2 separate regions of the Homo sapiens genome follow, and region 1 is linked to region 2. Evidence: chromatin loops called from intact Hi-C (ENCODE). Cell type or tissue: IMR-90. All regions are shown on one strand. Links, peaks and the distances in the headings refer to the core of each region. The heading gives the core; the rest is flanking DNA.

Region 1 (6,509 bases), core at 763-5,762, 510 kb before region 2:
AGGTTTATCTTTTATATTCCCTTCTCATGTATCAAAATTTAAGAGGAAAATACAAACATTTCTTAATAATTTTCCTGACAAGGAATGGTAAGGCTGAGTTTCAGTGGTTTCTTCATGGTTATTACCTTTACAGGACAAACCCTCAGGCACTGGTTCTGAATTTGAGTCTGCACTACACAGAAGCATAGCTACCTGGGACTCCTCCTACCTTCATTGACAGTGTTCCAGGATCTTGTCTGAGTCACTTTTGCCAGCCTCAGGTCTTGTAATTTCTGTACTGAATAAATCTTTCCTCGTTGCTTGATTTTTTAGCAGTAAAATTCTTCAATAGGAAGTGATTCATTGTACACATCCTGTCCTGTAAATGGTCAATTCGGCAAATGCCTTTGCTTCTCTTTTTAAAACTGTCAAGTTTCTCTGACTATGTATTTTCCCCCATCATCTCTGTTATGAATTATGTTCCCCCAAAAGAGATGTCCCCAATATCTCAGAATATGACCTATTTGGAAATAAGATCATTGCACATGTAATTAGTTAAATTAAAGTGAGGTCATATCAAGGTAGGGTAGGCCACTAATCCAATATGTTTGGCATCCTGATAAGAAGAGGGAAGATAATGTGAAAAGAGACACACAGGGAGAACCCTATGTGACCATAGAGGAAGAGATCGGAGTGATGCAGCTACAAGCCAAGGAACGCTGGCCACCACTAGAGCTAGAAAGAGGATTCTCTCCACAGTCTGAGGGAGAATAGCCTGCTAACACCTTGATTTTAGACTTCTAGCCTCCGTAACTGTGAGAAAATAAATTTCTGTTTCTGTAAGACACATAGTTTGTGGAACTTTGTTAAAGTAACCCTAAGAAATGAATGCAATAATCTTTGCCAGTAATATACTACATGGACCAGTCTAACTACAGTCATGTGCCATACAATGATGTTTTCAACAATGTTCTTATAAGATTATAATGAAGCTGAAAAATTCCCATTGGCTAGTGATGTCATAGCCATCCTAATGTTTTAGTGCCATGTGTGACTCATATGTTTGTGGTGATGCTGATGTAAATAAACTGGCTGCTCTAGCAGTTGTATAAAAGTCTAGCACATACAATTATGTACGGTACATCATACTTGATAAATAAATGACTGTATTAGTCCGTTCTCATGCTGCTAATAAAGACGTACCTGAGTCTGGGTAATTTATAAAGGAAAGGGGTTTACTGGACTCACAGTTCCACATGGCTGTGGAGGCCTCACAATCATGGCAGATGGTGAAGAAGAAGCCAAGGCGTGTCTTACATGGCAGAAGACGAGAGAGGTGCAGGGGAACTGCCCTTTGTACACCATCAGATCTTGTGAGACCTATTCACTATCATGAGAACATCACAGGAAAAATCTACCTGCATGATTCGATTACCTCCCACCAGGTCCCTCCCATGACAAATGGGGACTGTGGAAGCTACAGTTCAAGATGAGATTTGGGTGGGGACACAGCCAAACCATGTCAATGACTGTGTTACTGGTTTGTGTATTTAATTATGCTATACTTTTTATTATTATTTTATTGTTTTGATTTTTGTTTTTTGCGACAGGGTCTCACTCTGTGTCCCAGGCTGGAGTGCAGTGGCATGATCATGACTCGCTGCAGCCTCAAACTCCTGAGCTCAAGCAATCCTACTGCCTGGCTAATTTTTTAATTTTTGTGGAGATGGGGTCTTGCTATGTTGGCCAGGCTGATCTCCAGCTCCTGGGCTCATGCAATCATCCTATTTTAGCATCCCAAAGTGTTGGGATTACAGGCATCAATCACCGTGCCTGGCCACTATTTTAGAATGCACTTCCTCTACGTGTAAAAAAAGTTAGGTGTACAACAGCCTTAGGCAGGTCCTTTAGGAGGTATTCCAGAAAAAGGCATTGTTATCATAGGAGATGACAGCTTCATGTGTGTTATTGCCCCTGAAGACCTTTCAGTGGGAAAAGACATGGCGGTGGAAGACAGCGATAGTGATAATCCTGAACCTGTGTAGGCCTAGGCTAATGTGTGTGTTTATGTCTTAGTTTTTAACAAGAAAAGTTTGAAACATAAAAAAAAATAAACAATTTAAATATAGAAGATGACTTACAGAATAAGGATATGAGGACATGAGATATTTTTGTATAGCTGTACAATATGTTCATGTTTTAAGCTGTGTTATATAAAAGAGTCAAAAAATTAAAAAAATAAAAGTTATAGAAAGCTAAGATTGGTTTATTATAAAATTAAGAAAATAAATTTAGTGTAGTCTAAGTGTACAGTGTTTATAAAGTCTACAGTAGTGTACAGTAATGTCCTAGGCTTTCACATTCACTCAACACTCACTCACTCACTGACTCACCCAGAGCAGCTTCCAGTCCTGCAAACTCCATTCACAGTAAGTGCTCTATACAGGTGTACCACTTTTTATCTTTTATGCTGTATTTTTACTGTACCTTTCTTATATTTAGATATGTTATATACACAAATTCTTACCATTGTGTTACAATTGCCTAGAGTATTCAGTATAGTAACTTGCTGTATAGATTTGTAGCTTAGGAGTAATAGGTTGTACCATATATCCTAGGTATGTAGTAGGCTTCCCCATCTAGGTTTGTGTAAGTACATATTATGTTCATATTTCTCAGAGCATATCCCCTTTGTTAAGTGATGCATGATTGTATTGAGTCAATAATAGAGGATGTTTTCTAAAAATGGTGATTTAGGTTTTTTTTCAGATTAGAAAATAAATTGTTAGAATTTCTTAGTTTGCATTTAGCATAGAGAATCAGAGAATTTGGGTCAAATCCTTATTTAACTGATGGGGAAAGTGAAGCCTTAGGGAGGAAGGTGGCTTGCCCAAGGTTACATAGGTTATATGTGGGAGAAATAGAATCAGAACTCAGATTTCTGAATGCAAAGTTTAAAGACTTTTCCATTCCATACATTTTTCTGTTTAGCTTTAAATTATTTCTCTTTGCCTCTTTCTTCTTATCTTTGCAGTGAAATTTTAATAACATGAAATGCAGTAGGCTTAGTCAGTGGAGTATAGCATGGAGAGGAAAGGATAGTCCATACTTATGCCAAAAAATAAATTCTTTTATTATATTTGCACTAATTTTGTGAAAGTGGATTTTGGTTTTACTGGAACATTTTTGTAATCCCTCTGTCTCTAGGGGTCAGTGTGGCTTAAAGAAACTTTGTTCTACTTTGTTTCAAACTATATTCAGTTAACACTTAATTGAAGTGACTTTAATCAAAGGTGACAATAAAATGGTGCCCCAGGGGAACAGGAATTAATTCAAAATTACAACCATTATAAACTTTAACATATACAATAATATTGATGTTGGCACATGGAACTTTTCACTGAGCCCATAGGTTTTAACGACTGGAAATAATTGAACTAACTCTTATACCTTTTAGCATGTAAATTATTAATTTTTTTGTTTAAAAGATATATGACTCTATATTAGTCTGTTTTCTTGCTGCTGATAAAGACATACCTGAGACTGGGAAGAAAAAGAGATTTAATTGGACTCAACAGTTCCACATGGCTGGGGAGGCCTCAGAATTATGGTGGGAGGTGAAAGGCACTTCTTACATGGTGGCAGCAAGAGAAAATGAGGAAGCAAAAGTGGAAACCCTTGGTACCCATCAGATCTTGTGGGACTTATTCACTACCATGAGAACAGTATGGAGGAAACCACCCCCATGATTCAAATTATCTCCCACTGGGTCCCTCTCACAACACATGGGAATTATGGGAGTACAATTCAATATGAGATTTGGGTGCGGACACAGAGCCAAACCATATCAGACTCCATTCCAGATTCATTTTAGAAAGAGATGTTTGTGCTTCTTGTTTGAATGAACATTTATGACTAGTCACATTTGTTCTTCATAAAGACATTTTGAAGCAGATTATATATGATGAATATATATGATGTATGTAAGATGAATATATATATTTGTATACATATATTTCATCCTTAAGTGGCACTTAATGAAGAAGAGGCTTCGTGAGCTACTCGAGATGGAAAATTTTCATGGGAAAAAATGGAATGTCATTGAAAAGTTTGGGAAATCTTTGTGACAACTATCAACTTTCTTATCCAAAAAGCTTTCAAAACTCTTTTCCTCTCCTGTTGCCTCTTCCTCACTCTTTCCTTTCTTATCTTATTGGGATAGCGTAAGGTTGAACTGCTGACAAAATTAATAGGTTTCGTGCCATTAATAAGAACTCTCAGATGAGTTTGCCTATTGAAGTGCTTATCAATGAACACACAGTAATACTGAGACAAGGATAGGATAGGAAGGGAGACATGTTTCCTGAGTATCTCTTTGGGGCCAGGCAGCTGCTAAGTAAGAATGTGCCCCTCCCTGCCACCATCTCAACAGTTCTGCTGTTGTTTGTTCCCTTTATTGGAGTTCCATGGGCGATTTTATTTGTAGAAAGAATCCAATTGTTAAGATTCAAAAACCCTGTATAGTAATTACAGACAGTAAATTATAAGTAGAGTAAGGGTGGCTGAATAGAAGCAGCAAACATGCTTAAGGCAATGCAAAGCAGTAGCTAAATTCTGATGATAAGGCAAGAGAAAGAAAAACCAAAAGTGTGGACCAAGAACTTCATAGCAGTGTGGGGCCATTTTGTGTATGGAGAACTGACTCTGCATACTTGTATGGACATTATTACCTTTCTCATCAGTTAATATTTATTGAACTCTTAGGGTGTGCTGGGCGCTGTTGTAATTGCGGGAGATACTAAGAAATATTTAGCACAGATTCTGCCCTAAAGTTTGGTTGACGTAGAAAGAAAATGTGTCAAAAAAAATACCCAAGTTACTACAGCCTATATGATATTGGAAAGTACTAGAAAAGTTCAGAGGAAGGAGGAATTATGGAAAGTTGGATTGGTGTGGAAAGGAATCACAAGCAAGTACAACAGATACTGATAGCTTTTTATCAAAACTATTTCATCTTATCCCTGGGCCCACAACTTCCCTTGCCATCTTAGATGTGGCCACGTGAATGAGTTCTAGCTAATGGAATATTAGCCATGCCCTGTGCCATTTCCAGGCCTAATTCATGAGGTCCTCTCATGCATGTTCCTCCATACACTTTCTCTTTGTGCAGCAGTGACATTGGAAGCCAAGGGTTAAAGATAGCAGAGCCATCAGATGGAAGAGCCGGGGTGCCTGGGTTCCTGAATCACCAGTTGGAGGAGAGCCACCTGACTAACAGGAATACCCAGTTTAGACTTTATGAGAGCAAGAAATAAACTTCAATTGTGTTAAACAGATACAGTTTGGATCTGTGTCCCCACCCAAATCTCATGGCGAATTGTAATCCCCAATGTTGGAGGTGGGACCTGGTGGAAGGTGACTGGATCATGGGGCCAGATTTCCCCCATGTGCTGCTCTAGTGATAGTAAATGCTTGAGAGATCTAGTTGTTTAAAAGTGTGTGGCACCTCCCCCATCTCTCACTTGGTCCTGCTCCTGACATGTAAGACGTGCCTGCTTCCCCTTTACCTTCCACCATGGTTAAGTTTCCTGAGGCCCCCCAGGAAGCCAAGCAGATGCCAGCATCATGCTTCCTGTACAGCTTGTGAAACCATGAGCCAATTAAACCTCTTTTCTTTATAAATTACCCAGTCTCAGTTACTTCTTTATAGCAGTGCGAGAATGGACCAATACATAAACCATTGAGATTTTGGTGTTTTTCTGTCATAGAGCTTATGTTACTTAACTAATACAGAAAGTGAGACTAGAACAGAATGTTGAAGGATATTTAGAATATAGACAGTCACAGAAAATGCTGAGGGCATCTCAGACAGGAAGAATTAGATGACCAATGTCAGGGAGAAGGAAATGCAACACAGGTGGCTGAAATGGAATATTAAAGGAAATTTGAAAGTTAGGTAGTCTCAGTTTATGGAGGCTAAGGCGTTTGCACCCAACTTTATTGCCGAGGTAAAAATTGGAAAGATAAAGGGAAATAATAATAATACTATACTTTACCAAAATAAAAGTTTATTGTTTCAGTGGTGGTGGAGGCATGTTATAGGAAGATTCATATGGAAGTGGTGTTTTGGATGGATTAGCTATTGATGAGGTAAGAGTGAAGGCAGAGATAACTTCCAGGAGAATGTTGGTGAAGACCTGAACTGGGTGATAGTGGAGGGGATAAAAGCAAAGGCTGAACATTTGAGTCTTTACTAAGTGTGAATGTGGTTGACTAACAGTGGGAGTACTGAGAAAGGAAAGAAGGAACATAACTTCCAGGTCCGTATATTAGCTCAGAACAGTGAGTGATCCTTGTAATTATGAACTTGAGGCATGAAGAAAAGAGAGTATAATGTTTATTGTTGTCTTTAAGAAAACAAGGTGGTATTATAATATGTTGTAGGAAGCTCATCATCAAACTAGTTAACATGTAAACACATCAGCATATGGCATGCACACAAATCCATCTTATCTTCCTGGGCACAAAGG
Region 2 (6,509 bases), core at 436-5,435:
AAAGCAAATGAAAGAGGAAAGCCTTGAGGTATTCTTATTCAAGTGCTTGAGCTTGGATTATTTGGGGAATAAGTATACATTTTAATAACCCTGTGGATTCAGTGAGAAAATGCAACATACATTTACTTGTTCAGTGTCCAAAATGTAGACTGTTTATAGGGATTTAAGAAAAACAGAACCTTGTGGTTCAAGACCAAATAAATCACTAAAACTCTTTTCATAACGTGAACCTCTGTGGGCCAAATGTGAAGAGAGGTGGATTTATATATTTTTAATATGATTAATGATTTGAAAGTCCCCAACTTCTTAAGTACCATGGTTAATAGTTAATGAAGTACCTTTTTCTAAGCCCTGTGCAAATTAATGTCAGAGAGAAAAAAATATGGAAAATGCATACGAATTAAAGCAGAAAGACTTTCCAGTTACTTAAAACCAGGCAGATGGAAATGAATTACTTTTCTTTAATTGTGGCTAGAGGCAAGGCAATGATAGTAAGTCCAAGACTGGAGACTGCAGAAGTTTTCTAATCAGATCCCCCAGCCTGGCTTCCTGATGTTGTATCCAACCTCTCTTCACCAACCCCATACACACACACGCACACACACACGCGCCCACACGCGCACACACGCACACACGTCTCTCTCCATTTCAAGGTTCTGTCCTGGATAGTACCATCATTCCTAGTCCACTGGATCATGGCACATGATGATATTTCCTTGCCCCTTTTTTCTCACATATAAGCCCATTCTTTAAAGCCTGGCACATAGTAGGAAATTAATACATGTCTGCTAAATGAGCTGACCCATATGTTTATTTGAGCTGTAATGATTTTTGTAGGCATGGCAGGAGGAACTGTTGGATGTCATTCTTTTTTTTTTGCGGGCGGAGGGGGGGAGTCTCACTCTGTCACCCAGGCTGGAGTGCGGTGCCGCGATCTCAGCTCAGTGCAACCTCCGCCTCCCGGGTTTAAGTGATTCTTCTGCCTCAACCTCCTGAGTAGCTGGGACGACAAGCGTGCGCCACCATGCCCGGCTAATTTCTGTATTTTTAGTAGAGACGGGGTTTCGCCATATTGGCCAGACTGGTCTCAAACTCCTGACATCATAGTCTGCCTGCCTCAGCCTCTCAAAGTGCTGGGATTACAGGCATGAGCCACCGCGCCCAGCCTGGCTGTCATTCTTGTCTCAGCAACTTGAAGCAGGTTCCTGGAACAGACCATTTATTTAAAGTTTTGCATAAAGGGGTGCCATAACATCCCACATGAATTGCAGATGTTTATCGTAACACACCTTCACCTTTCACCTCCCCCAGGTGTTCAATAAACATGGAATGAATAAGTACTTGTATCATTTGGGAAACTATTTTACTCTCTCTGCATCTCATACTTGATGTTATGGATTTCAACAAAAGTATTCTTACTTATAAAATGAGTAGCATTATTTCTGCTGTAAATATTCTGTTTGTGACTTGATTTGAAGACAGTTCAAATCCAATATTAAAGATATTTCTTGTAATGCTTTGCAAAAGAATCATAAAATTCTACTTAATTTTATTCCTATCCTCAAAAACCTAATCAAGTATTGTAATTCTATAAAGAAAATATTTATTGATTTTTAAATATTTTTGTTGCCTCATATAAAGTTGTATCAGAATTTTAAGTAAGTGCAAAAAATAGTAAACTGCTATTCTATCTCACATTCACTTTCCTCATAGATTCATAGACTCTCAGGTCTGGAGGGGTCTTTAAATTTGGTCCCCAGCTCTAGACCACAGTCATTTTGGATTGTAAGCATTCTAAGGCCACTGCTCCTTGAACAGTAATGTGCATACAAATCACCTGGGACGGACGTTAAACTGCAGCTTCTGGAGTGAGGCCCATGCTCAGATTTATTCCTAATAACCCTTAAGAAAGATTATTTTCTAGTTCCTTTTTCTGCAACTGATTGGAATGCACACAGATAGAGACAACAGGATAGGGTGTCCAGATAAAATTATTCTTAATCAAATCACATTTCAGATAAATAACAAATAACATTTTCAGTGTAAGTATGTCTCAAATACTGCATGGGATGTATACTAAAAAAATTGTTGTTTATCTGAAATTAAAATTTAACTGCATGTTCTGTAGTTTTATTTGCTAAATCTGACAACCCTACATGGGCATAAAGAAGAAAAGCAAGGGCTTTGGTGTCAAGACCTCGCCGATATTGAGTACTGTCTTCTCATTTACTTGCTGCGTAATAAGAGGCAGTCTTGTGACATCGAAGCCTCTACTTCCTCATCTATAAAAAGAGAGAGAAGAGCACTGGCCGTGCTGGGTTGTTATAAAGAGTAAATGAGTTGATACTGGTGAAATACTAGGCCCATAGTAAGTAATTAATAAGGCCAACAGAAATGATATTGGTGATTGAGGTTTGTCCATGCTGTTGACTCTGAAAAGAGAATATTGCATTCATTAGGAAATAACATTTGTAATGTATATTATCATGTTGCCTCAATGTGAAAAACTATTATCTGATTTTCATGCAAACTTGATTTTCTATCTCAGTGATTCTCATCTTTTAGCATGCAACATTATCACTTATTAAAACACGATTGTTGGGGCCCACCCCTAGAGATTATGATTCAATAGGCCTGCGGTAGGGCCCAAGAATCTGCCTTTTGAGCAAGTTCCAAGGTGATGGTGACACTGCTAGTCTGAAGCCAACATTTGAGAGCTTCTGATCTGTATCAGAATTATTCTGGCTTTTTCATGGTTTTCTTGCTTTGTGTGGTTAAAGTAATGCCACCTACTGGACATAATTGAGAAGAACTCTCAGTAGAAACTTAAAACATTTTTTTTTAAATGATTAAATTCTAAGGGTCCTGTCGAGAGCTTGAAAATTCTTGTCCTTTTGACAAATTGGGAACAGACAGAGTATTTTTATTGTGACACAAGAATATCAACTTGTTTGTAGGATTTCTTTTTTAAGTAAAGAAAACATTAAAAATATTCTCCCTTCTGTTTATAGTTAAATGCATAAGAGCAATACTGACACTAAGTGCTGCCAATTACTTGTTGTACTCTCAATTTCATGAAAGAAAGGAACATATCTTGGTACAATAAGTGCAAAAATTCTTTCTCTTTGGTCCTATGTATTCATCTAGACAATGAGAAAAGGTGAGATAATCTCAACAAGTAGTCTCTAATGTTCTGTGATTCTGCCCAAAAGACATTTCACTTAGCTTAACCTCAGAAGGAGAAAGAATCTCATTTAGAATGAAAGCCTGTTCTCTGACATTATACAACTCTTTCATTTTATAAAAACTAACCTAAATGTGACTCTTACCCCAAATGCAGTCATATTCTGAGGTACTAGGTAATAGAGGTTCAATATATGAATTTTGGAGAGGCATAATTCAGCCCATAACAGTACTGTACAAATATTGTTTTAAAATAGAATCTTATCCCCTTGGGGTTTATTTTCTGCATTTGTAAAACAAGGAAGTTTTCCTGAGGGAGTTCTGAGTAACTTGAAACTCAATATTCTGTTGTGCTCTCATTTCTTTAGCCCCTAAGAGTCTATAGTCAAGGAGAAGCTTATCCAGGAGCCAGTGCATGCCAGGTTTCAGGAGAGGGGACCGTTTGCATTTAAGTAGTGTTGTGAAAAGAGCATGGCATCAGATAACTGAGTTTCATTTCAACTCAGTAATTTTCTTATTAAGAAAGCTTGTATATAATAATCAATCTCTCTGGGTCTCAGTTTCCTCCTGGGCAAAGTGGGGCTTGTAAAACCTGTCTAGAGTTGCTCTGAAGGTAAGGCATATAACATGCGTAAAGCACCTGACACAAAGATTGCTTAACAATGGAGGCTCAGCGAATGGTAGTTACACATTGTACATTCAGCCTTGTCTTGCCTCCCCTAAGGCAGAATCAATCTTGCAGCGGCGATGCCTCAGTGGTGTTGGAGACTGTGCCTCATACTTCCCTGGGGTGACTGCGGCTATGGTGCTTCCTTCTGAGCCATAGTGCTGACATGAGAAGCAAACAGCAACCTGTCTTTCTCCCCATTGCAGAGCCACAGATCCCTTTCTAGGGACCAGTGAGAACAATGGTTATTCCAACAACTATCCATCATTACAACCTCATGTACTTTTTGGATGCAAGCTCTGGAGTTGAAACACCAGAGCTTCACTTTCGAGTAGCCAGTTCTTTCTTAACAGCATCCTCGAGGAAGGTAAGAAATGCTGCATCAGGTCCAACAGCAAGTCTAGAGAAAGCTAGCTCTAGACACTGTGCTAGGTCAATTTTCCCAGTGCCTGACCACCTGGTGGAGCTTTGGTGAGTCTTTGACTACTTTAACTTTCTTTCCCTATTTCAAAATTACCTAAAGCACAGATTACCCTGGGGCTTCCTGGGTAAGTCTCTCTTAGGAGGGGAAGCTATGCTGTCATATTTAGGCAATTACTTAGATACTACTTGAAATGTGAAAAACAAGGGCATTAATAATCCCAGCGCCCTTAAACAACTATGTTCATTTCTGTATCAAAAATTTCAGTCTAATATTCATGTGTGTATATATATGTACATGTATAATACATACACTTTTTGTGTATTTACAGATCAAAGATTGTTTTATATAAATACCATTTTTACTGTATCTAGCCAAGAAGCATTTTTCAACTGCTGTCATTTTTATGGTTTAATTATATTATATTATATTGTATTGTATTATATTAACTACATGGACAAAAATTTCCCCATATCCTATCTATGAGTATTTATATTGCTTTTAATTTTATAAATGGTGCTGCAATGCCCATTATTATGCATATGTTTTCCATGCCCTCCTTCTCTCAAATCATTTCCTTAGAATAAATAAATTTCTAGAACTTGGCATGAACATTTCTATGTAGATCAGACTTCAGAACCAAGCATCCCTCACTTTCCCGAAAAGTGCTGCAGTCTTTTAAATTTTTGATTCTCTATAGAAGACAGAGCTTCTTTCATTGAAACTTTTAGTACTGAAGCATAGAAAAGAGTGCCATCTGCTGCCTTGAAAACATCACTTCCTTCAATTTTCTGCTTGTTCCTGGAGAGCATGACCCGTTATCTGCCAAGATAAGATCTATTCCCAAGTTGGGTATTAAATGATAGGAAGAGTGTTCATTAAGTAAAGTCACATTACCGTTACAAGGCCCAGTGTAACCTGCAGTTACAGTGTCTAGAGTGCAGCCAGGCACTATTTCCTGCTTCCGTTGGGAAATACAAAGTCCTAATAATTGGATGATGAGAACTTGTGATGCAAGCCACTGTAAAATGATATGTGCTATGCTCTGGGCTGTGATCACTCCGTCCAACTAATCTTCCTCTTCTCATTATGCAGATCTACCCACCTAAGTGGTGATTACCTTTGGAGTCTTGCCTCAATCCTCTCCTTTTTGCCTTCCTAGGAGTTTTGCAAGATTTTCCTACCCCTGCAATGTCCCTATCACACTACCTCCCATGACTGCTCTTTGATTATTATATGAGATTTTTCTGGAGAGCAAGTTGAGACTATCTTTCACGTCACATAAAGCTCTTCATAATAGGCCCCTGCCTGTTAATCCACCTTTATCTCTCATAATTAGTTCTTCATTTTCTATACTCTATGATAGCATTGTCCAATAAAAATATAATTCAAGTTACATATGAAATTTAAAATTTTCTAGTAGCCATATTAAGAGAGGAAAAACCAACTAACCAAATAAAAGAAATACCTCCAAACAACAATAGGTTACCCAGAATATTATCATGTTAATTAACTTTTGATACTACACACATTTCAAGTGTTCAATAGACACGTGTATTCCCAGCTCTAGGAAACCCAAGCTAAATGTAAGTTCCCCAAATACACTAGTTTTTTTTCAAACCATGGGCCTTTGCACACAGTCTTCTTTCTGCCTGGAATGAGTTTTCCGTCGTCTGGTAAACTCCTACTCATCTTTACATGCTTAGAAGAAATATTATCTTTTCTAATGATTCTTTCTTGAGTCTCTGCAAATGTTATTAATCTCTTTCTTCTCTGTTCTGTGACTCTACATTTGTACAGGCTTCTACTTTATCACTTTCTTTGTTGATATATTGATTCCAATTTATAAATAATTGATTCATAGCTTTATACCTGATTTTGAGCTTCTTTAGGGCAGAGATGTCTCTGTATCTCAAGCATTAAGAACAGACCACATTCTCACTATCAATGTGCAATAAATAGGTGAATGAATGAATGTCTATTAATTGAGCTACCACCCACTGTCACTGTTGATGCTTACTCTGTAGTCCTGTGTAATATTACAGGGCTTCAATACAAGCCTGATGGAAAGATGTATCCAGACAAGCCATGATATCCGTTGTTGCTCCATTTCTTGGTCAGAGTCAGAAACAAAAAAGAAATAACTGGCAAGACTAGGGAAATATTGGTAGCTTAATTTTGATGCCTGTCTTCACACTGATTTCCTGGGTGTTTTCTGGGATAATTGGCTTTTCAGGT

The links. Hi-C counts contacts between places; a loop is a spot of excess contacts. Peaks named below come from ENCODE experiments on the same cell type or tissue, not always from the same donor. Only the 100,000 strongest peaks of a DNase experiment are listed, where the experiment ranks them.
Region 1: a loop joins it to region 2, with 5 times the contacts of the local background. A loop is called at or near these places in 29 of 110 quality-filtered maps.

What each region holds. Positions count from the first base shown.
Region 1 is chr3:178,944,606-178,951,114 of GRCh38, reverse strand. It overlaps a transcript of LOC124906307 not described here. Among named protein-coding and RNA genes, the nearest start is that of KCNMB2-AS1, 87 kb to the right of the region's middle. In IMR-90, for the core only: a CTCF peak has its summit at 3,182 (motif pointing right); no DNase peak of the experiment used is centred there.
Region 2 is chr3:178,433,168-178,439,676 of GRCh38, reverse strand. The region is part of intron 1 of LINC01014 (long intergenic non-protein coding RNA 1014); the gene reads right to left. Among named protein-coding and RNA genes, the nearest start is that of LINC01014, 17 kb to the right of the region's middle. In IMR-90, for the core only: CTCF peaks have their summits at 2,796 (motif pointing left) and 5,030 (motif pointing left); no DNase peak of the experiment used is centred there; H3K27me3 peaks cover 234 bases.